Regions from separate parts of the Homo sapiens genome. Here region 1 is linked to region 2. A link is a loop called in an ENCODE intact Hi-C map of the cell type or tissue named here. Cell type or tissue: sigmoid colon. All regions are shown on one strand. Each heading gives the region's core, and the rest is flanking DNA. Links, peaks and the distances in the headings are about the cores only. Region 1 overlaps LOC105378534 (a long non-coding RNA gene). Region 2 holds the start of LOC107984128 (a long non-coding RNA gene).

Evidence for each region. A loop is a pair of places that touch in the nucleus more often than their neighbours do. Peaks named below come from ENCODE experiments on the same cell type or tissue, not always from the same donor. Only the 100,000 strongest peaks of a DNase experiment are listed, where the experiment ranks them.
Region 1: a loop joins it to region 2, with 3 times the contacts of the local background. A loop is called at or near these places in 3 of 110 quality-filtered maps.

The regions. Positions count from the first base shown.
Region 1 is chr10:123,907,263-123,919,795 of GRCh38, forward strand. It overlaps LOC105378534 (a long non-coding RNA gene), which reads left to right. Exons shown (of 3, transcript XR_001747622.2): 3 at 1-1,705. It also overlaps a transcript of CPXM2 not described here. Among named protein-coding and RNA genes, the nearest start is that of CPXM2, 22 kb to the left of the region's middle. In sigmoid colon, for the core only: no CTCF peak of the experiment used is centred there; no DNase peak of the experiment used is centred there.
Region 2 is chr10:123,955,973-123,968,505 of GRCh38, forward strand. LOC107984128 (a long non-coding RNA gene) reads right to left here and starts at 10,773. Exons shown (of 3, transcript XR_001747628.2): 1 at 8,973-10,773; 2 at 5,994-6,094. RefSeq lists enhancers at 7,916-8,085, 10,311-10,480, 10,477-10,646. In sigmoid colon, for the core only: no CTCF peak of the experiment used is centred there; DNase peaks (open chromatin) are centred at 6,965 and 7,269.

The DNA of each region.
Region 1 (12,533 bases), core at 1,972-9,971, 50 kb before region 2:
TTAGAGACCTCTTAATGGAAAACTCTGTTCCTTTCAAACCACACAGCTTTCTGTAATTAGAAGAGAGACTATTATTCAAGTCAGATTTTACTTTTTCTCACATTTCTGTGCTTTATGCAATGTTATCCTAAAACTGCATTTACTTGGGGAGGACAACACACAGAGAAGCGGCATCGCTGGGCGGGGCCCTCGCAGCGTCCTTACCCACCCTCCCGCAGCACAGGGAGGATGTGGTCACCAGCACAATCCCCCACCCCCACCCCAAGTCCCACCCTGACCCTACTGGGGATCACTTAGGTGACACGGCACCATCCTGTGCATTTTTCTCTTAGAAACTGGCTACAGGTTCCCCAAAAGCTCTGACATTTCTGGGGGATAGTTTAAAATGTGTCTTCTATCATTCCCATTACAGAAACATAGATGCCCCCCCTCCCACAAGTTCATTCATGTGCCCATCAAATAGCATCTCCTTGGTGCCAAGAAAGGGACTGGACCCCGCAAGGCGCCCACCCAGATGTACACTGAAGGCACCATCCCTGCCTTCATGGAGCTTATTTTCTAGTGTGGGGACTAGGGGGATTGTGCTAAACCAGGCAATACATCAGCAAAACATACAGAGCTTTTGATAAACATTTTAAAAAGAAAAAAGGAAGAGAGGGGAAGCAGGAGGAAGGAAGGGAGGGGGAGGAAAGGAAAAGGGGAAGAAGGAAATGAAAGAAGTGAGAAAGGAAGGGAGGAAGCAAGGACTCAATAGGAGACTTTAAACAGGGGAGAGATGTGACAAGGACCATATTCAGGATTGGGTAGAAAGTGGGGATGCTGGTAGACCAGTCTGGGGCTTGTGCAGGGGAGGGATAGTGGTGACTTGGGATGGGACAGGGACTGTGGAGAAGGGAAGAAGGGGACAGATTCAAGTCCACTGTTAGGGGTAGCACCAGTAGGACGTCCTGGAGTGGCCGCAGGTGGGAAGGAGAGAGGAGGAAAGGATGGGGTGGGGGCTTGTGCAGGGGACTTCTGCTGGAGAAAGACTAGGAAGTGAGAACACTTAGATTCCAAAGGCTACAGCTTGAGCAGCAGCTATTGACAAGAGACTCTCTGCTAAGGCCAAATGCAGAAACCATCCTGTTTGCAGATAAGCCAGATCACCTGCAAGTTTCTTCATTCGATCACTCAATCAGAAAATACTGGCTGAGCTCATGCCAGAGCCAGACCCCGGGCAGGTTCTGGGAAGTCGGCCACAAGGACTCAATCTGCAGCCTAGTAGGGAGACAGACATGCAGATGAGGACCACCCTCCCAGGAGGTCAAGGCTACCATGGAGGGCTCGGGGCAAGGAGACAGGTGTGGGGAGAGGGGCCACCTGGTCCATCTGCTTGGGGTACCAGGAATGGCTGCACAGGGACCAGACAACTGAGCAGAGTTCTCCAGAACAGCTGGAGGTGGGCAGGATCTATCCATGTGTTCAAGTTCACTGCAGCTTTAAACAGCCATGAGGTTTTTAATGGCAGAAGGGCACTGGAGACCTTCTGCAGTGAAGAAAATATTCCATATCATGGTTCAGGTACACATTATACATTTGTTAAATGTACAATCTATAAATCAGCAGTGTACAATCAACAAACTGTACACTTTACATCTAATTCACTCTATGTAAATTTTGCTAACAGTACCTTATATCTTCAATTAAAAAAAAAGATTTAAAGCTGTAAACACAAGCCAGGAGGCTCATTGTTAACTCTCACTAAATTTAAGTGAATACTTTGTAATAACCTAATGCATTGACTTGACCTTTTAAGAGGCAATTCTGCCCTTTTGAAGCTGTAGGTTCAAGCTTTTGGCTGGGCACAGGCACACTCTGCCATCAACCTCAGGCATAGCGGATCCCACACAAGACAGTATAAGAGCAGGATTCGTGTAGCTCGGGACACGGGCTTCCCTCCACCCTGAGGTTCAGCGTCCAGGAAAGATCTCCAGAAAGTACACTACCAGCCCACATCCCACCTGTAACAGGTCTTCAGGGCCTGCAGGGGGGACTCGCCCTCAGCAAGTCCACCTCCTGAATCCTATGTTTCTATAAATCCCGATTGCAGTCCACACAAGGCTTAATTTTTTTTCTTTAAAGAACACTCTTTGCCAAAATCTGTGTTGAGTAATTAACTAGTGCCATGCCCAGCAAGGGAAAGCAGCTGTATAATTTATATTCCACAAGGCTCCACCTGACAAGCGGAAGCCCGGCCAGGCGCTGCTTTCCTTCAGCCCTGCATTGGGTTCTAATTGTGTTCACCCAGGCTGCTCATGTTTGCTGGGCCGTTCAAAGCCTCCAGAATATTTCTCTTTCCATTGTACGGTACTAAATCTTTGTCAACACTTCTCCAAATGCAGAAGTTGACAGTCAGCCCTCAATGACTCAAATGGAAAGCTAGTAAAAGCTCCCAAAGGAACATCTTTCAACAAGTCATAATGCTTTCATAAAATGAAGGCAGGATAACTATAACCACTCTCCTCTTCCTGTCATGTTCTCTCAAAGCAGAGACAATGGAGGTGATTTGGGGCTTCCTCAGTGTCCAGGAACAGTATCAGTCATGTGTTCACCCATGAGGGCCATGGAGCAGTGCCCTCAACACAATCTCATGCCAACATTTAGTCCCTCCATGCTGATGCACGTGGAAACAAAGATGCCCTCGAGAGAGGTGGCCCAGCTTCCATATCCCAGGACTGCCAGGGTCACAGCCACCTACCTGTACTGGTGGGTGCAGCCAGGCAGCGCCCGAACCCACAGAGACAGTGTAGGGAGCAGGTGCAGCCACCATAGACAGGTGGGGCCACCACAGACCATAATGGCAGACAGAGGCTGGAATGTCCCTCACTGAACCCAGCCCCACCGAGCTGGCCCACCTGCACATTCGCGCCCCTGCACACCTGCCTCATCTCCCGACTCAGCCTTTGGTTGCTCACCCATGCCAGACAGGTGCCTTGCTTTGAATGCCTGGACACCTGGCCAGGTTTTTTTTACTCCTTCTCCCTCTGGAGTCTGGGAATCAGTTCTGTGCATTTGCGGCCCTGGAGGTAGGATTCTTTGTCAAATCAATGGCCAAGATCATGACCTCCACCCGGACAGAACCCTTTCATGTCCTGTCAGCATTCATCAAACCTAGTATCACTCCCCCACTGCAGAGATTCTCGGAACTGCACCCCCGGCCCCTGTTGCAGTTCCCAGGGGGAGTTCTCCTGATCCACTGCATCCCAGCTTTCTTCACTTCCCGTCAGCAAGGGCTACCTCAGCACCTCCTCATTGTGCCCTCCCAGATACAAGCCCCAGGCTGGTGCAGAATCATCAGTTACTAGACATTTGCATAAGTGAGTTAGGCATAACTGGTGTGAAATACAGGTATGAATGCAGGTGCTCACCCAACTGCACCTAAGTCTCTGCCTCATTATTGACTGTATCCGTTTTCTGGGGCTGCAGTAACAATGCACCACAGAACTGGGTGACAACACAAATTTATTCTCTCACGGTCCTGAAGGCCAGAATTCTGAGATCCAGGTGTCCACAGAGCCACACTCCCTCCACCAGCTCTCGGGGAGGATCCACTCTTGCCTCTTCCAGGTCTGGTGGCCCCAGGTGTTCCTTGGCTTGTGGCAGCATCACTGCAATCTCCACCTCTGCCTCCATGGGGCCATCGTGCTGCTATGTCTGGATCTCTGTGTGTCCACATGGCACTCCCCTCGTGTGTCTGTGTCTGTGTCCAAATTTCCCTCTTCTTATAAGGACAGCAGTCATCCTGGATTAAAGCCCATCCCAAGGACCTCATCTTATCTTGATTAAACCTGCAAAGACCCTATTTCCATATAAGGTCACATTCATAGATACTGGGAGTTAGGACTTCAACATATCTTTCTGTGGGGGACAAAATTCAACCCATACAGACCTTATGTTTCTCTTGATCTATCTAGTTTTGTGACTCTCTCATTTGGGAATTTGTTCAGCAAGTATTTATTGAGCACCTGTTACATTCCATGCACTATGCTGGGTATGAGGGACTCCTGCCCTCAAGAACTGATGGTCCAGGGGACAGGTCCCCCGGCAGCTGCTAGGAAGTGCAGTCTGAGGACACTCAGAGCAGGGCAGCCCCAAGGGGGCTCCTATCCCAGCCTTAGGGCATCGATGAAGTTTCTCAGAGGAAAGAGTGATGGAGATGAGAACTAGGCTGAATACGATTAGGTTGGTGCAAAAGTAATTGTGGGTTTTGCCATTAGTTTTAAAGGCAAAACCCACCATTACTTTCGCACCAACCTAATAGCCAGGTGAAGAGGCCATGAACGGAAACAGCTCCAAGAAACTCAGAGATGAGAGAAGCTGAGAGACTTCAGGAAACCTTGGATGATTCAGCAAGGTAGAAACAGAGGCATGGCAAGAGATGAAACTCCAGAAAGTCACATGGGTGCTCACATGTCACTGTGATGCCAAGGCACCCACAGAGCCTCTGTGGGCTCTGATTACAGGTGCCACCCATTGAACACACACTGTGAGCACCGTCTCCTGTAATCATTCCTGCCACCCTGCAGGGGTGGGGTGCTCTACATGTTACCAGTGGTGAATCTGCAGCAACCTCAATTCTTGCCTCCTCCGAAGAAAGAATTCGACTGAGGGGCATAAGGCAGAAGGAGAGACTGAGGCAAGCTTCAGAGCAGGAGTGAAAGTTTATTTGAAAAGCTTTAGAACAGAAAGGAGGGGGGAAGGAGGGGCAAACTTGGAAGAGGACCAAGCGGGTGACTTGCGGAACCACGTGCACAGCTAGACCTCTCGACTGGGGTTTTCTGCATTGGCATACTTCCAGGATCTTGCATTCCCTCTCCCCACTCCTGAGATCTTATTAGGAAGCTGCGGATCGGTTTCAGGTGTTTTCTCTTAGGAGCCTGCCTTTCCCTGGCAGCGCCTGTGACCAATTATTATTTTAGAGAAACAGTTGACAGCTGCCTGACCATCACATGATGGTCACCCAACACTCCTAGTGCGTGTGTGTGTGTGAGTGTGCAGATGGTGGGCGGGGGGGGGGGGGCAGGCATTCCTGCCCTGCTCATACCTAAGTAGCTACCCACTGTAACCCACTGAACAGGTGAGAAAAGTGAGGCCTGTTGCACTGGCATTTCTCTCCCCAGGTCACATGAGAGAGGCAGCAGAGGCTGCCCTCTGGGACTCAGCTCCACATCCTGGGCCACCCCTGCATCTGCAGACTGGTGCCCTCCCAGACATTGCACCGGTGTGGAAAAGAAGGGGAGGGGCTGGTGGCCAGGGCTTGTTTCCATCTGTGATGCCCTCCTGGGTATTCACCCCAAAGCCTGCTAATTTAGGAGGCACTGCCAGGGATTGGGAGCATGGAAGTGTGAACTGAAACACGCCCAGCCCTCTCCACTCCGGCTGGAGGAAGGCTCTGAAAGGCACTTAGCTTTTTTCATCCCGGGCTCTGATCAATCACCCACTTCCATCTTTGTGATTCTCACAACCTGTTAATTTATTTTATCAAACAACCTCAGTCCAGGCAACCATCCAGTTATTTTTGTCTCTGAAGCCACACAACAGGTTCAACTACTTTGTTGTTGTTTTCATTTGCCAACTAGGTATAGAGGGTCATGAAGGAACTGCCAGACCTTGTGGATTTACCTCTCTTTGTAGTCATACTCCAGACTCCTCCAAAGCTCATCCACACGGGTAGTTCTCTGCTGAAAGAGTGCTTAGCGATGGAAATGGATCCCCGGGCTCTACTCTGCAGAGATGAAGGGCTCTAAATCTGCATAGTAGCTCTTACTCTAGGAGGCTGCTGGGCTCTCTGCCTTGATTTGATTAATGAGTGTGGAGTTTGGCAGAGGCATTCTTGGAAGATTCTGGATTGGTTGTGTGTATATACATAAAATAAAAGATGTGCTGTGGGTATTTTGAGCTAAACATGACTGATAGCTATGTTTATTAAGATAGGAGCAGTCAAAGCCTGGCTGTTTGAAGTTATACACAGATATGCCGAAGAAGTGCAGCCTTATCCAAGTGCGGAGTCTCAGGATAAACTCAAAAGAGAATATGTATTCTCCAAGTAGCATTTGGTGAATAACAAGGCTAGAATATATGTCTCACCACTCTGTATTCTTTCCCTAATGATTGTTTAGGGGGCATTGGCTTGGCAAAAGAGCACTGGAATTATTGCATAAGTGTGTTTATGTGCGTAGGTGTGTATGTGCATACATCTGAATGAATATACGCATGTATTCCGCACCTTGTTCCCACAAAGGGAATTAAAGATGGCTAAGGAAGCTACGTAATAAAATTTAAATAAGTTTTAAATAAATAGATGAGGAAATCAGGGCAAGTGAGATAGAAAATTAGGAATAAAAATAGAGGAAAGAAAGTAGAGAGGAGGGCAAGTGGGTGTGAGGAGAGGAAGGAAAGACGAGGGGTGGGGAGCGAGAAAAAGAGAAGAGGAAGTGGTGAACAAAAGCTTCTGTTTCCATGGTGACCAGCAGCTCCAGGTCCGCAGAGATAAAGCTCTGAAAGAAAGATGGTGTGGACTGGCTGTTTAACCGGATCTGTGGCATACTTCCAAGCACCATCCCTCCTCAGGAGGCACCCCCCTCCCAGGCTCTGGAAGCTGGAAGCTGCCCACAGCCTATGCAATACATAATTCCCAGACCCTGAACCATGCCTGATGGACCAGAGTGAGCACCAGAGTCAGGCCATTGCCAACCGCATTCCCTCCCCTGGGGTTTCAGAATCCAACCTTAAAGGCAGGAAGTCAGTGTCATTTGGTGGCTTGACCTCTTTGGCATGGAGCATGCAATTTGGGAGGAGATCCAGCCTGCCCTGTGCCTGAGAAGCAGAGGAAATGAGCATGGCCAAGTTGAAGGTCAAAACAGCTCTTGCCAAGGTCATCCGGGAACTCTGTGAAGCTAACCATGAGTCTACTTCTTAATCTCTAAGCCACATCGAGCACATTAACCATGGCTTCCTTCCCGGACATTCTCCCATCTGGGATACCGGAATGCCCTGACCAGGCCTTCTCTGCCTCGTCTTCCTTCTCTGAGACTCAAGATGTACATGTTCTTTAGCGCTGGGTCTGGGCCCCTTTTCACTTCCAGCTTTCCCCCTTCTCTCTCTAGGGAAGCCTGTTCATTCTACCCATTGCTGTGGCTTTAAATTCTTGCAGAGAAGTCCCGTGTTCCAGGTCTGTGTGACTGACAGCCTCCTTGACATCTCCACTCAGATGCTGCCTCCAGGTCCCAAACTTCACTCGAAAGGTGAACTCCCCATTTTCCTTCCCAGATTCGTTTTCCTGGTCTCTGCCAACAACACCATTTTATACCTGGATGGTTACTTAAGCCAGAAGCCTGGCACCCGGGCCCTAAATGCTCAACCCCAGCATAGCATCCATCAGCCCATCTCGTAGATTCAGCTTCCAACGTATACCATGTATCTGTTTTCTTCCCTGATTCCCCAAGATTTCACTGCCCTCATTCAGGCCAGCACTATCTTCAACACGGATTTGCTTATCAGCCTCCTGACTAGTCTCCATGCTCTCTCTTTCTCCCTGACAACCTGGATTTGATTAACGGCCTCCTAACTAGTCCCCATATTCCCTCTTGCCTCCTGACAATTTGTTCTCCACGCAGCAGCCAGAGGGGCCAGCTCATAACAACAAATGGATCTGCTTCAAACCCTTTCATTGATTCTTCCCACCCAAAGAATAAAATGCAAAGTCCTTACCAAGAGGTTTGAGATTGGACCTGCTCTGGTCCCCTCCCCTCCCGCGGCTCCTCTGATGCCTTCCTCACTTCTCCCCCGCCTAGATCCTTTCAGTTTCTCAAATATTTCCTGCCTCAGGGCCTTGCACTCACTGTTCCTCTGCCTGAAGGTCCTCGCCCTGCCCTTCACACACTTGCTCCTGCCTCACACATCTGACTCTGCACATCATCCCTGCATGGCAGGGAGATCTCCTCCTATCTCTCCATCCAAAATAAGCCCCACGTAGGCCGGGTGCGGTGGCTCATAGCTGTAATCCCAGCCCTTTGGGAGGCTGAGGCGGGGAGATCACTTGAGGCCAGGAGTTCGAGACCAGACTGGCCAACATGGCGAAACCCTATCGCTACTAAAAATATGAAAATTAACCAGGCGTGATGGCAGGCGCCTGTAGTCCCAGCTATTTGGGAGGCTAAGGCAGGAGAATCACTTGAACCTGGGAGGTGGAGGTTGCAGTGAGTGGAGGTCGGGCCACTGCAGTACAGCCTGGGCAACAGAGCGAGATTGTCAAAAAAAATAAAAATAAAAATAAAAGCCCCACATATTATTCTCCATCTCAGCTATCTGCTGAGCCCTTCAGACAACTCATCATTTCTTCTTAGTTTGTTGCCTTGTATGATGTCAACTTTCTTCCTGGTCAATGGCTCCTTATGGACAGGTCTGTGATTGATCCACACTACATCCTCAGAGTTGGTCAATAGTGCGCATTCATGTATTATTTTGAAAGCTAAGCAGAGAGAAAACAATGACAGGGAACCGAGAAAGTGCTCTATGAACTTTCCAGTCCCTGGTCCTGGTTGCTCAGGAAGCTGTTGCCCACTCCAGCCCTGGAGTTCCGCCGAATACTCCTGACGTTGGCCAGCAAAGCCCTCTGCTGCCCTTGAGCAATTTTCTGCTCCTGAAACCAGCACCTAGCACCTGGCCATGACTCTCTGTGCCCTCTGGGAAAACAGTCACCAGCTTTGAAAGCTTGTGGATTCCAGGGCACTTGGCATAAGGCTGCTCTTTCTCAGGCTTGAAGTTTGGTGCTGTACTTTATGCTTTGGGAGAAAAAAAAAATACCTGTGCAAACCCAAATTACTACAGGAGTGGAAAGCATCTCAGCCACCAAATATTCCCAGCCCTAGGAGCATTATGTTGGTCATTGGTGAGCTTGTATTGCATCCCAGGGGATTAGGGGCAAAATGCTATTATATGTGGGATCAGAGGCAGCTGGATGAAGCGAGAGTAGGTGGTAGGATCCATGGAGTAGGGGCCAGGAGCCCTGGGATAGAGAAGCCACTCTGCGCTGATGAATGATACACTAGATAAGGCTCTGGATTGTTCTGGGCTTCTGTGTCCAGGTCTGCAAGACTGAGAAAACCAGAGCCATCAAGTCACTTAGCTAAGCACTCCCACCCCACCCCCATTCACTCTGTGCTCCTTTCCATGGAGCCCCATGGGAGTTCCTATTCACTGCCATTGACCAGTCGTCTCTGACTGCATTAAGCCCACTCCTTTGAGTGGTGACTGAAGTCCCTAACTGCTCAGCTTTCCATGCGTGCATCTGGCCTCCCTAACTCAGGCTCCTCCAGGGCAGGGACACTGTGTTCCTCTCTCTTCCTCAGCTCAGAACCTGGCAAACATCAGGCATCAAATTAATGTTTGTTGGTTTGATCTGGCTAAATGATCTGAAGAATCCTTTCATTCCTCTAGCTCAAGCCACCTTCTGCCATTTGATTCTCTCTCTCTCTCTTTTTTTTTTTTCTTTTGAAACAGAGTCTTGCTCTGTTGTCCAGGGTGGAGTGCAGTGGTGCAATCATAGCTCACCACAGCTTGGAACTCCTGAGTTCAAGCGATCCTCCTGCCTTGATAACCAGAGTAGCTAAGACTACAGGCACATGCCACCACGCCCAGCTCTGATCCTCATCTTGATTCCAGTTGTTTGCTGGAGGGGGTGAGTAGGGAGTGAGAATGACAGATAGGGAGATGGGGGGCAGAGGGGAAGCCAGGACAGGAAGGGAGGGGAGGGAAGGCCGGACCTAGTGTTTCTGAAATTGAGTGAGATTGGATGGAGGCATAGACATTCAGCTTGAGGCAAAAAGGGAGAGAGTAGGAGATGAAAATAGATCTATACAATCAGCAGATGCCAAAATATTCATAACGTTCCCAAATCTCCCTTAACATCTCTCTAGAGGCGCCCATAGAAAAGATCCTTTATTCCATTTCTAATTCAGGATCCGCTTTGATGTGCTCAGGCACAGGAAGGAAAGTTACAATGACTAACATCTTTAATGTCATTAAAAATAATTAAATTACATAGTCATTTCTTAACACCCAGCCTGACTTTTTTCAACACTTTCTTTCAAAATGAAACATTGCAAAGACATCAGGGAGTTGGAGAGAGCCTGCGGACAGAACCTTCCTTCCAACTGCTGCTCTTGATAGAAGATTATAATGGGCTTCAGAATTCATTTGACGTTTTTCTTGCTATTTTGTACACATAATAATAGATGTAAAGCCTCAGATTTTAATGGCACCTTTCTACCTAACAACCACATGTGCTCTCACAAACATTCACTTTTTGTATGTTGAAGAGGAGAGAAGTATTACTAGCCCCATTTTACAGAAGTAGCAAGTTGATGATTCATAGTGCATAAGCACTAATATTCCCTGAATGCCTGCCATACTCTAGGCACTGAGCTTTCGTACAGTCTCATTTATACCTCTCAGCCAGCTTTTCAGGACTGAGAAAGGATTCAAACCTGGACCACCTGACTAAAAACCCACATGCCTCAACACTGTGCTATATAACTTATTCAACAAATCTTTATTGAACAGCTACTCTGTGCCAGACATTGTCCTGGCTGCTGGGGATACAGTGGTACAGGAGACAGATCTCTCTATTGTCAGGGATGATGTTATAATAGGAACACATAAAGAAATTAAAACAGGGTGATGTGTTCAAGACTGTAGGGCAGGTGTGAGAGAGAGTCCATGCCTCCTGAGGAGTTAATGACAAGAAGGACCCATTCACAAGAAAATATGGGCAGCGCATTCCAATCAGAAGGAAGCCCAGGGATCTAAATATGTTGGTATTTATTATTTCCTCAGCCATTTCACCTGAATATCTGTTGTAAGACAATAATTATTAATATGGAAACAAATATTCACTGGTTATTTATAATAATGAAAACAAATAGAAATGACCTAAAATCGAATAGGGAGAAATTTCAAGAAATTATGACCCTTGTGCTTGCTGAAATATTATGCAGCCATGAAAAATAACTTGGCAGGTTTCGATTCTGGCTAGGAGGTATACCTTACTCTCTATCTCTTCTACTGGTTACAACTAAAAACTCAGGACAGACTATATAAAATAACTATCAGAGTACTGTGAAAAATAATAACAGAGTAGGGAAAGAAATAAAAACTCGAAGAAATACAGATCCAGCAGAGTGTCCTGGAGTGCTCCCACCTCATATTTCCTGGCTTAGACACTAGAACAGCTAAATCCTGAACTGTGTGGCAGATGTTATGTGCACAGAATAAGTTCCAAGAGAAATCCTCCCTTTCTGGCCAGAAAATCAGAAGGGCAGCTCTTGCAGTGCACAGCTTGGGGCTAAATCCGCATTTTGTTTTCCTTTTCCCTTCTTTTAGTCTTCCAGCCCTGTCCCAAGGCAATCCCCAGTCATGATGCTGTGATCCCCTTCAGCAGCAGTGGTCATGGAAGCCATACAAGCATGTAAAATTCTGAGAAAATTATTTCCTCTGACTAGAGGAAGCTGGAAAAGGGGTCCCTGTGGTCCAAAGAGTGAGGTGGGAAGGACGTCTGTTATCTCCTCTTTCTTTTTTTCCTAGCTATTTTGTCCTAAAGTGGACCCAGTCACAGAGAGTGCATGAAAACACAGGGAAGGTAAAAACCCCAGCTGGAGCACCAGGAAAGGGGGCCACTGGGAGCTGGAGATTGTGGAAGAAATTTGGAAGAGGAGGCAGCTGAAGAAAGAGAGCCCCTAAATCTGTTTGAAGCCCACAGCTCCTCTCTGAGCTGTGCACGTATGGAACTGACATAAAGTAGCATAGACAAGGCTTTGAGAATTTAACTGCTGTACATCCACTGCTCAGGACCCAGACTGGACCCTGGGTGGTCCCCACACAGGACATATCCAAATAGCACCACAGAGCCTTTGAAAATCAAACTGACATTGAAACTCCGGCCCACAAAAGATGCACAGGGACTTGTGGTCCATTCCTAACCAGCTTGATTACCTGCTAAAATGAAATAATCAACATTTATCAGAAGATTTTAACAGTGCCCATAGCATGATAACATAATATTCAAAAATATCCAGGATACAATCTAAATTTACTCAACATACTAAGAACCAGATACATCCCAGCAACCACAAGATAACCCAGATTTTGGCATTATCAGACAAAGAATTTAAAGCAGGTATGACAACCATACTCCATAAAGTAAGAATGAACACTCTTGAAACAAATAGAAAGTTACAAGCTCTCAGTAAAGAAATAGAACCAGTAGGAAAGAACCAAGTGGAAAGTTTTAAAAACTGAAACATACAAATAGAATTTTTTTGAAAGTCCCTAGAGAGGCACAATAACAGAATGAAAATGACAAAAGAGAGTCAGTTAATTTGAAGACAAGTTGCTTTGTCCATTTGTATTGCAATAAAGGAAATACCTGGGACTGGGTAATTTATAAAGAAAAGAGGTTTATTTGGCTCACAATTCTATAGACTGTACAAGAAGGA
Region 2 (12,533 bases), core at 3,056-11,055:
TTGGACTGTAGCTGATTGCAAATAATTTCAGAGAAGAATAAAAACAATAACTGTGAGGCCAGGCGCGGTGGCTCATGCCTGTAATCCCAGCACTTTGGGTGGCCGAGGCGGGCGGATCACCTGAGATTGGGAGTTCAAGATCAGCCTGACCAACATGGAAAAACCGTGTCTCTACTAAAAATAGATAATTAGCCAGGCATGGTGGTGCATGCCTGTAATCCCAGCTACTTGGGAGGCTGAGGCAGGAGAATCACTTGAACATGGTAGGGGGAGGTTGTGGTAAGCCGAGATTGTGCCATTGCACTCCAGCCTGGGCAAGAAGAGCAAAACTCCACCTCAAAAAAAACAACAAAAAAAAACAACTGTGGATGACAAAGACTTAGAATGGCCATGGTTAAAAATAGCATGAGAGTTCATTATTATTATTATTATAATGATGCAACTCACAAAGAAATTTGGTTCTTTCAGTGGAATACAACAATTTAACATAGCCAAAATTATGACTGATAGAATATGAGATTTCTAGACATCTCACACAATTTTTAAAACATTCATATTGATAACATACCCATAGGCCAGGCACAGTGGCTCATGCCTATAATCCCAGACCTTTTGGAGGCTGAGGCAGGAGGATCACTTGAGGCCAAGAGCTCAAGACCAGCCTGGGCAACATAGTGAGACCCTGTGTCTACAAAAAAAAAAAAAAAAAAATAGCCAGTCATGGTGGTGCACACCTGCAGTCCTAGCTACTCAGAAGGCTGACAAGGGAGGATCCCTTGAGCCCAGGCATCTGAGGTTACAGTGAGCAATGATCACATCCCTGCACTCCAGCCCAGGTGACAACAGAGCAAGACTATGTCTCTTAAAAATTACTTAAAGAAAGTTTCGAATCACTTATCTGACAATGCTTCCCATATAACTTAACATCAAATAAGTCTAGTTAGTTTAGCCTCTCTCTTTTACAAAATCAGAGACACATCTTTTGAGCTTTTCCAGGAGCCCAATTTAAAAAATCCCAATGTTAATTCAAGGCCAAAAAGACTTAATTTAGAATTTGATAATGGGAAATTTTTTTCAATGTCAAAAAGTTTAAAATGCTTCATCAAAATAGGATCACAGGTCACTTTGAAGTAAGAGTCACTCATTTAAACAGAGTAATAATTAAAAGACTTCAAGAGGTAAATACAGAAGTTTACATAGTTATCAATAAAACCTTAACTCTTAATATTGAGAAAATGCACTTATCTTAAGTAATCAAATACTTAATAAAAGACAATAATGAAACACAAGAAAATATCTTAATAAAACATAAAATATTTGTTTACTTAAAAGATAAGGAAAAACCCTTCATATTCTCAAACCATTACTCTGAGAAAATCCTGTCATTTTAACAGAGAAGACCAAAATCTACTTTTGTGTCAATGTAGTGCTGAAACTTATTTTAATAAACCTTATAAATGAATCTATTCAATCTTAGTTAACTTTGACCATACAAGATAAAATTTTCACAATGCTTTTATAACCTTTTTTTTACTTCTATTACTGATACTCATTAAGCAATTAAGCAATTCATTTTTACTGTGCATTCTACTCTAAGGTTGTATTTATAGTTTTATGTCCTTAAACATCCAGCAGAGACAACACAGACCTCTCTGACCAGAGAACCAGGCAAAAATTTATGTCTGTATGATATTCAGTGCTGACAATTCTGAAGACAGTCCTATCTTTATTTGATCAGTAATTTTTAAACTAGCTTTTGTTTAACAAGGATTATTCCAGAGCACATGAACTTAAAAAAAAAATTGAGTCAGTTTCTAATTTTCTGAGAATTCTATGAAAACTTAATTTGTTTGAGCATTCATTTATCCCTAAGCCAATTTTAGCATATTGGTTGGGTAATGCCATTGGAGGTAGAAAAAGATCACATATATATAACATATAAACATAGATCATACATGTACACATCCAGAAACATACAAAGAGATGCAACTAGATCTTATGGCTTTCCATTTTTAAAAAATTTTAGTAATGAGGTAGTAAAACAGAGTCATACAAACTCACTGGTTTATCTTCACTTTATATTTTTATCCAGATTGTGTTTCTGATGAAAATAAGACAAGTTGAATTTACCTACTCAACAAGGGTTAAGGCTTTTTACCAATATTTGTGGAGAAGATTTTAAGATTTTTTCATTTGCCCAATTTCCAAATAGTCCTTTCTTTTTCTCTTTTCAGCCTCAGGTGCTTGCTTTTGAGGGGCCCTGTGTCCCTTATGAGCCCCTGGAGGGTAGAGAGGCTAAAATTCAATTGACTCAGGGGCAGGAGTGGGAAGGGAAAGGATCTGGCAAAGGTAACCAGAGTTGGCAGAGCATCTAGTCAGCAGGGGTTCAAAGAAAGGAGCTTCTGGTGACAGAATCATTCCAGTGAGAGAAGCAGGATCCAGTAGAGAGAACAGAAAGAATAAACAGAACGGGGAGGCCTCACAGAGAGTCAGGAAGAAAGACTTCCAGCCCAGGGAGTCAGGGAATAATTCCAACTCAGAGCAAGGAGCCAGGAAAAAGACGTCCCAGCTAAGGAAGTACCCTTGAAAAGAAGCCTGGAACTCTAACCCAGCTTCACAGAGTATACTCATACCTTAAGAATCAAAATCTGTCTTTACCAGCTTGCCCATTTCACCACATTAGGACACATAGAGTGTACCTTCCAAGGACATTTGTCCAGAGCAATTGTTCAGGAGTCTGACTCATCAACTGATCCTCTACTGTATTGAATAATTTCACTGTAACAATTATGGGGCCATGGTTGGTCTCTGTCTTTCATTCTCTTCAAATGTCGAATGGGCTTTGACTGTGGTTTACAGTCAAGAGGGATACACTAAAAGATTACCATTCATGCAGGGATTTAAGACCATTTCCTAAAGGGAACTTGAAGCAGTTGACAACTTGGTGGGGGTCTTTCTCTTGAGTTGATAACTCTCTTCATGGGGTAACCTCCACACTCCTGCCTAGGAGAGTCACACATTTGAAGACAGAGCAGAAAAGGGGCTGACATCTCATTTTAGGAAAACCTGCACCTAATCCTGTATTTCAGTGTGCCTCTCCTCTCTTGCCTGCTCCCTGAGACCAAGGTCCCTCTCCTCAGTCTCTCTGGAAAGCAGACCTCCAGTCTTCTGCAGGATAGCAGAAGAGTCAGGTGCCCATTCCTCAAAGGGAAGCAGGGAATCTTGAGGTCTATTTCCTCCACAGACTTTGTATTCCAAATTCCACAGTCCTCCTGCTTTCACCACCACTGGTCACCACACTAGGGATCCTGCCGACTTTCTCTTGTCAGTTAATCATTTACTCTCTTGCTATGGTCTGAATGTATGTGTTCCTGCAAATTCATATGTTGGAACCTAATACCCAGTGTGATAGTACTAAGAGTTGGGGCCTTTAGGAGGTGATTAGGTCACAAAGGCTCCACTCTCCTGAAAAGAATTAGTGCCCTCATGAAAGAGATCTGAGTGCCCCATGAAAGAGATCTGAGCAAGCCTGCTTGCCCATTTCACCATGTTAGGACACAGAGTGTGCCATCTATGTGGAACAGGCCCTCCTCAGCCACTGAATCTGCTGGTGCCTTTATCTTGGACTTCCCAGCCTCCAGAACTATGAACAATAAATTTGTATTGTTTATAAATTACTCAGTCTAATGTATGTTGTTATGGCAGCTGAACAGACTAAGACACTCATTCATCCACTGTCCAGTTCCCAAAACATCCTGTTGTTATTCCACTCACTTTCTATTTGTCCTTAAGAGTTTGTGCTCCCTTTAATTCCTTTACTGTCTTTTTGGTGGGATTTGGGGTGGGGGTAGAAGGAAATTCACGTGTTCAGTCTGCCATATTTAACTGAATGTCACTTCTATCTGGTTTTCAAGGTGTACACTTTAATCAGAGTCTACCACACTAGTCCTACCCTCACTGAACTTCAAAATCCTGCTGTATTCAAGGCCCAAAGGAAATATCAACCCTATCTGAACAAGCCCCTCTGAACAACCCCCAATACCCTCTAATGTATAATTTTACAATATCAGGACCCCATCCACACAGACAGGACCCTTAGAGGGCCTGGGCAAGTGTACAAATGGACACCCACATACCATATGTCTAAATATTCAAAAGTTATAAATCAAGCAAACAAGCTGTTAAATACATTCCCTCCTCCTACAATGATAATTATACTTTCATAACAACCTGGAAACTTAAGTTCAAATTTAGAATTATCGGACTGCTTGGAGTTTTGCACTGAAACAGGCAGTGCAGCAACAGTTGGCCCCTAGCCTGTCCCTTTTTTTCATACTGGCCCACCCTGGACCAGTTGTGAACACCTATATTCACTCTCTAGGCCCTTATATGAAAGCTCTTCTCCCCATCCCCACAAATATCCCCCCTTGGCCCAACTTTGGGCCTAGACGTACTCATCCAATTGTGTGGCCCACCTGAGGAAGAGGAACCCAGGAAGAAAGCCAGCACAGGCCCTGGAAGTGCCTTGGAGCTTGTAATGGTTAATTTTAATGTATCACTTTGGCTGGCCACAGGCTGCTCAGATATTTGGTTAAACATTATTCTGGGTGGGTCTATCAGGGTGTTTCTGGATGAGATAAACATTTGAATCAGTAAACTAAGTAGACTGCCCTCCCCAGTGTGAGTGGGCTGCATTCAATCCATTGAAGGCCTGAACAGAACAAATGGCCAAGTAAGGGAGAATTCTCTCTCCTCTGTCTGACTGCCTTCTAGCTGGGAAGTTGGTCTTCTCCCACCTATGGATTTAGACTTGGACTTGGATGGAATGTACACCACTGGATCTCCTCATTTTCAGACCTTCAGACTCAAACTGGAACTATACCATTGGATCTCCTGGGTCTCCACTTTGCCAACTGAAGATCTTAGGATATCTCAACCTCTATAACTACGTGAGCCACTTCCTTATAATAAAGTGTTTATAATAAATGCTTCTTATATAATATATATACATTTAAATATGTGGGTGTGTAACCTATTGGTTCTGTTTCTCTGGAGAACTCAGACTAACACAGGGTCATTTGGATGGGGCTTTCCAATGTTCCAGGAATTGGAGCATTGTCTAGAAGGCAGAGGTGTAGGAGACCAGAAAATGCTACTCCAAAGTATGCCTCTTTGGCTTAAGACTTATTTTGAGCTTATTATTTTGAGAAGCTACAGACACAAAAGATGCTCTGAAAACAAAGTGGCAGCTACCTTTGTGTAAGGGAAATTTATATCTATAAAAGGTGAAATCTCCATCTGTAAGAGTGTCTCCCTCTCTGTACCAGGACTCAAATCACTAAAGACTCTTATCAATGGAGAAGGCGCTGACTCAGATCTGCAAATACAAACATTACTCTTTGTTTACTGTGCTTTTTCTTCCCATAACCAGCCTTCCCCATGCCCTTGTTTCTTAGTTTCCATAGACAATAGTTTTTAAGCCTGAATTCCAAGCCACCTCTTTGAGATTCATTCATTTTTCTGAGTACCTCCCATCTATGCATGAGGGTATACTTGTTATTAAACTTCTGTTTTTCTCTTGTTAATCTGTCTTTTGTTACAGGGGTCTGTCCCAACTAAAAACTATGAAAAGTAGAGAGAAATTATTTTCCTCCCCTACACAGGCATGAGCTCCAAGTTGGCATGTCAACTTGGCTTTTGGACTCTAACCCTAGGAAAAGGGCAAGACCAGAGAAAGCTCAGACGGAGTGTGACACAGAAGTGTCAGAGGGGGCCAGCTCTTGTTGTCTAGGAGACTTTCTGATCTCACTCATGTCTGGAACAAAGGAGAGAAGAGTCTTCCCCATCCCAAGCCTAGCTCAAAGAAATAAACATTCACAAAAATTTCGTAGCTTCCAATCTTATAGCATCATCCAAATCCCTCCCAATTTGTACCCACCTCCCATCAACATAATAACCCACCTCTTCCAGGGAACAGAGCCAAGGAGGTTTACCTTTTAAGGGCTTTGTCTTCTGTTACGATCTGCCATGGTCTACAGCATAACCAGTTAAATCTTGATCTCTTTCTGTCCAGCTTCTTCTGTCTTCCTGACGCCTAGTGTCCATATGTCAAAATATATTGATATATATTTTAGAAATGGAGACAATCAGCCATTAAAACAGTAGTTCCCAGCCTTTAGGGTTTCAGAAACCAATACTTTTAATTTTAATTCACAGGCCATGATTCCATTAAAGAAAGCCAGCTGAACACAAAAATATAGGAACAGCATCATCTCTGTGTAAAGGATACTCCAAATTAAATAAGCTTGGCTTTATAAAAAAAAAAAACTCACTATATTTTCTTTACTTTTCACATTTAGTCTTAGACCAGGGAAACTTGATTCTTTTCTCATTTTTTCCACAAAGACCAATATTTGGAAATTACTTCTTTAAAGCTCATAACGGGAAAAATTTTAAAGCCGTTATGTTAACACGGAAGTACGCCAGTGTCCAGATTCCTGGGATGGGCAGGGAGTACAGAGAGAAGAAGACGTCTGCCCTCCAGCAGGGCTTACTCCAATTCTATTCTTTTTCCATGGCTCAGGCTGGACCTTGACATTGACAGGCGCAGCTCCTAAATCTTCCTTTGTTTTCAAATTCATTTCTCCCAGGTCGTCTGGACTGTAAGCTCCTCTACAGTGACAAGTATTTTGCTTCATTTTTGTTTCTTCTTCTCATCTCCAAAGCCAGGACTAGGGTGAGCTTATCTCTCACCGTTCCCCCAACAAAAGCCCTCTCTCCAGGTGCTGCCTCTGCTGCCCTCACCTGTGCTGTGCCCATCCAGCCTCCCCGTACTTGCTCATGCCCTCTCCCCCAGAAATGCCCTCTGCCTTCCCAGATGCTGTGGAGCCCAGCCCAGGGCCCCTCTCCAGGAAGCCCACCGGAACCTCCCTGTCTTCTGAGTGCCTGTGACCCTCTTAGCAACACTGGGTTCTCAGCAACCTCCAACCTCCAGGCGTTCTCAAATCTATCACAGGTGTGTCCACTGGACTGGAGCTCCACCTGCATCACACACTGTCATGGATGTGTCAGGAGTTGGCATCTTACCATCCTCTGCCCCAGGAGCAGTATGGGGGCTTTTTGCTAAAAGCCAGTACACTGAAGCTTCAGCCTAGATTGTAGCCCAGCGTTCTGCTCACAGTTGGGGGAACCAGACGGGGGCTGCCCGGCTGTCCTGCCTTACCCTGCGGGGAGAGCGCTTGGTTATTTCCATCCAAGCCCCTCCCTGGTGCGTTTGTTCTGCAAACTCTCTGGTCACACTCCAAGCCACTGCCTTTGCTGCACTGTCTGTAAACATGACAGTCTCGGGGCTATATTAAGATTTTATGAGTCTGTAAAACAGATTAAGAGATTCAGTGTGAAATTCTCCTTTTTAAAAGCTCTTCTTTCCCTTCAGATCCCATCAGCTGCACCAGCCCTGGCCCCATTGGCTTCCCATCCTGCCTGGGGACTGCTCTGAGATTTCAAAGTTAAAGTAAATGCTGCTTTTTCAAAACATATGGGCACCAGCTTCCCTCCCTTCTCATCCAGTGTTACTATTCGACTAGGTGATGGATCCCATTTTTCTTGACACTTAGGCATTGAAGGGGCTTTCTAAATGGTGTCTTTCCCTTCTCTAAACAAGCATGGCTCAAAATATAAGCTACTCAAGTGAGAATGTGAGAGGATGAACAATTGGCCTGGTTTTCCTGGGACTTTCAGCACTAGAAGTCCCATGTCCAGAAACCCCACGGCGCTGGGCAAAGTGGGAGAGTTGTTTGCCCTAGCATGAAGGCTTCTTGCAGAATCACCAAATGTTAGAACCAGGGGAATTGTCTGAACACTGGGAGAGAAGACTTTCAAATGATTTAGAGCCTCAGACCACTGTTTCAAATGAAAACTTATCTGAGAAGCAATAAGCAAACAGACGCGACAGGAAATCCTCTGGTGGACAGAGGTGGGGAGCCTGCAGGGAGAGTAAGGCTCTGACCTGGAACACTGGGCTTCTCTGATGTCATCCAACAATCACCCAACCCCCAAGAAGACAGGGGGCTCCCACTCACCTCAAATCAAAGCCCTGGGAGGAGCTTTGCAGTGACTTTGGTTAATGATATCAGATTAAAAACTGCAGCCCCAAGGGGAAGTATGACTTTAGGGGCCAAACTAGACCTCCTCTTCCTTAATTTCCAAAAGAGACAGCTAGACATGCCCTCTGGCAGCACCTCCTTCCTCCCCACATACATTTGCTTTCTAATTTTGGAAAATAATCTCATGAACCCCAAACCCAATCTTAGAGACACTGCCACATAAAACCCCCACACGCATGCATGCATGCACCCACAGTCGCCTCCCTGGGGGCCTTGCACACCCTGACTGAGAGGGCAGCCAGCCCTGCTTCTGGCAGGGAAGATGGAGAGAGGGACAAGGAGAGGAAAAGGAAAAGGGAGAATCAGGCAGACAGAAGTAGGGCAGAAGCTGGGTTCAGAGCCTTGGCCATGCTATCACCAGCTTACAGCCGAGAAACAGACAGGCAGAGTGAGGGTACGAGGCTGGGGTCAGAGGTTTTGAAGCCAGACTCATCCCTGGCCTCCTGACTCAAGGCTCTTTCTGCCACCCAGACAGAATCATACCTAGCTGGGCCATGGCTATTTAAGGGAGGCCATTCACCCACTAATCACAGATTCTGACCTTCATGGCTTAGTCTGACCTTCACAGCTTAGTATGAAAAAAATGCAGGGAATGGGGGCATTTGAGGAGTCCATGCCGGGACCTCCAAACACTGCATCTCTGAGATCAATATAGACCTTCTGGAAAGGCCCTGGTTATTTACAAGCTTCTGCTCACACCTAGTGCCCAATTCGTCACATTCTCACTAAACACAACCTCAGCACCATGGGGGGACAGGGAAGGGTCTGTTCTCCCTGCACATAGAAGCGGCCAGGCACCCAGCTTACCCTGAATCTGGAAACTTCTGCACTCAGAATCCTGGATTCCATTCCCCAGTCAACTGCAGGTCCCAGGTAAGGAAACCCATTCCAGTTCTCTGAGTTTGGGAAGAAAGGGCAGGCCCACTCATCGGTGATGCTGGAGCTCCAGCTGAAGAACCCACCAGCCCTGGAGGAGGGGGGCCTGGGCTGGGCGGACTCTCTGGCAAGAGCAGGTTTCCATGGAGACATGAATCCAGGGCTGGAAGGACCTTCTCAGTTTGCTCTGAGCCACTGCCTGGCTCACACCCTACGTGAGGCTCCTGCCCTCATCTCCCCCTGGCATATTCTCCCCACATTGGACTGGCAGATGATGGCTCACTGTGCAAAGCACTTAGTGACAGGATCCTTTTATTCCTCACTCTAACCAACCCAATGGGCACGAACTCCATCAAAGGATGAAGCAGAGTCCCAGAAGATCAAGTGTTCGCCCAAGTCTCAGAGTTTGGGAAGAAAGGGCAGGCCCACTCATTGGTGATGCTGGAGCTCTGGGCGAAGAACCAAAAGTCACCCAGTGAGTTCACGGGGACACACAGCTCCACCTCCAGCAGAGGTTCCTACTCCCCCAGCTGGGACAGCCACTGCAGCACCGCTCTGCTCTCTCGCCTCCCCAGCGGCAGACACCCCAGCCTGTGCCACGGCCACTGCTCAGGGTGAGCCACATGCCCCCTGGGCACCCTCCGCTGGCATATGTCAGATGTTGCTCTCACAGACTTTATTTTATCACTACAACAAGCCTGTAAAACAAGTCTGAGCCTATCCCCCTTCTGTCTGTAGATGGGGAAGGAGGTTTGATTTGCCCAAGGACCACCAGGGAATCACTGCATGGGCTGACCCCAGCTGCAGCCCTCCTGCATGGCTGCCTGTCACTCCAGCTAAGCAGAGGAGCTGCCGTTACCAGCACCCTTTCCCTTTCTAATCTGAAGGCAGCCCTGCGGTGAGAGAGTCCCAGCGTCACCCATCACCCCAGCAGGTCAGGGGCCCTGGAGTCCCCCCTTGATGAATGACCTTAGCAGGAAAGAGAAATCTGCCCCCTCTCCATGCCCCACACCCACAGCCAAACAGTGGCTTCTCACCACTCCAGCTTCCTTTCCAAGAGGGTCCAAGCTCCCACCGTGGCTTCCACACTATTCAGACACTTCCTAAGTTCACGGGTCATTCCAGTGCTTTGCCACTTCCAGGGAAATCAGCACTGGAAATGCAAGTCAGCAAATAGGACAGAAGCCCAGGAACCAAGGGTAGGGCCCAGGGAGCCCTACCAGGGGCTGGCAATCTAGGGCAAGTCTCTCCCCTCCAGGCTCGTCTCCTCCTCTGTTGTCGGATAAAGCAAATCGCTTCCAGCTCTATATGCCCCGCCATCTTTTTGTAATTAATATTTCAACTGATTACATGAGTTAGAGGAAACCAAACAATGAGGATGATGAAAACAAAAAGTGTTTGCATTGGAATTTACACAATGAACTCACCCTAGAACTATTCCAGAATTAAAAGCCTCTTAAAATACGGTCAGATGCAGCATAGGCCAACCCATGCTGCTTTGAGCTGCTTCCAGTGGTCTTGGTTGGAAAGAATGGACTGCCTAGGATGGAGGGGGAGTGGGGTGGGGTGGGGAGGTGGGGGCCTGCACAGAACCTGGGGGAGCAAACCCTGGCCTCAGACATGAAGTCTGACAAAAGAGCCTTGTGTGGTGTAGGGCTCAGAGTCCAGTTTCTTGTGCTGAGAACCAAGTGGAGGATCGCGTGTCTGCCTACCCGCCCCATGTCCCCCCACCCCATCCCCCCACTGAGCGCCCACTGCTTGCATCGGGGCCATCAGGAATAGCAGTGAGGGGGGCTCTGTGGCTCCCTGGAGCTCTCAGCCGCCTTGCATATCTCCAGGGGCTTCTGGAATGGTCTGGATCTGTATACAGTTTCAGGGTTTCCTTGCTTTTCCAGTCTGAGACTGAAACTCATCCTCTAAGCATTTGAAAGAAACAACAGGAAAACTCAATCCTCTTTCCTTCCACAGCACATTTAGGGTGAGAGCTTCACAGCTGAAAATCTCCTTTAAAGAAAACGCGGCCCAAATATGCTGGGAGGAGAAGCCAGTGGATCTAGGAGGGGCCGGCGTTGCCGGCTCTGTCTCTGGGCTGACAACCTGGTTTCAGTATTGGTAAGTGGGTCAACCCCAGCTCCAGCGGCTCCTCCTCACCTCTGCCGATTGAGGGCCACTGCAAATTTCAAGCAGAATAAAAGAGTATTCTGAGGGCCACTGCAAATTTCAAGTAGAATAAGAGTATTCCACAGTTAAAGAAAATTTTATATATCTATATCCATCTCGCACAGATTACGTACTAGGCCTTCGTCTAAGCACTTCTTAATTATTAACTCATTCAGTCCCATTTTACAGATGACAAAACTACCAAGTGGAGAACCAAGGTCACGTTGCTACTAAATGGCAGAGCCAAGAGTTGAGGCCAGGCTATCTAGGTAGGACCAGGACCCAGAGTGGAGGGTGGGCCCAGGGCTGCCAGGTGGGCTCAGCGGGCCTGGAGCTGGTTTGAAACACAGGCGCTGCGGTGACCAAGTGAGCTGGCCCTGAAGGGCAGCGTGAGGGAAGAAGCCAGACCCCCCAGCCAGAGCCCCAGCCCTCAAGGGACAACTTGGCCAGGACAAGCTACTGGAACAGGCCAGGGCCCTTTTGGCGGGGAAGGGAGAACTGGACCACCCGGCCGAGAATTCCAGAGACTTTTCTCACTGATGGGAAGAAAACTGGGTCCCGGTAGGGGCCAGTGGGGAACGGGGCTTTGAAGGAACTCAGGACTCAGGCGTCCTTGGGATCATCTCGGCAAACTGCAGGTCTCCGGGGAGCCGCTCCGGTGCATTCCCAGGTCCAGCCTGCCCCCTGCTGGCTGTGTCGGGGAACCAAACACAGGCGTCAGCCTCATCGTGCAAAGGTGGACTTCTGAGTTCTCAGATACCCCCGTGAAGCCCACGCTAATAAACTGGGAATGACACGTCACAAAATCAGTTATAGAGTGCTGCTGATACAGTCATCATTCATTCTAACCACGTATTTAAACCGAGAAGATTGCATGTATGTTCTGCCTGTCAAGGAAACCATGGCATAAATTGTGTAAAATTTGTGTGCAGCATATTTTTGTCAGAAGTGGGGCAGAGAGGAGAGTGTTTAGGGGCTGGAGGTTAAAGTGCTGGAATCCAGGTCACCTCTACCCCAGTATACTCAAATGGTTGACTCAGGGCTTCAATGAAACACTCAACAATCGGAACGGGGAGTTTCAATCCTGCTAAGAAAACAGTCTATTTCCCTTCTGCTAATTTCATTAAATCAGTCTAGTATTTTTCAAAGCCTTTTGGCAGTTATCATAAAACAGACTCTCTGATCCCATAGGACAGTGATAGAGGATCATAAATCCAGCTGATTTGCATCTTTTAATGACCCAAACTTAATCACCCATAAAATCCCAGCCTCCAGCCAGACTGGCTTCCAGTTCGTTGCTGTTATTTGAGTATTTGCAGTAGAAAGTTTAAT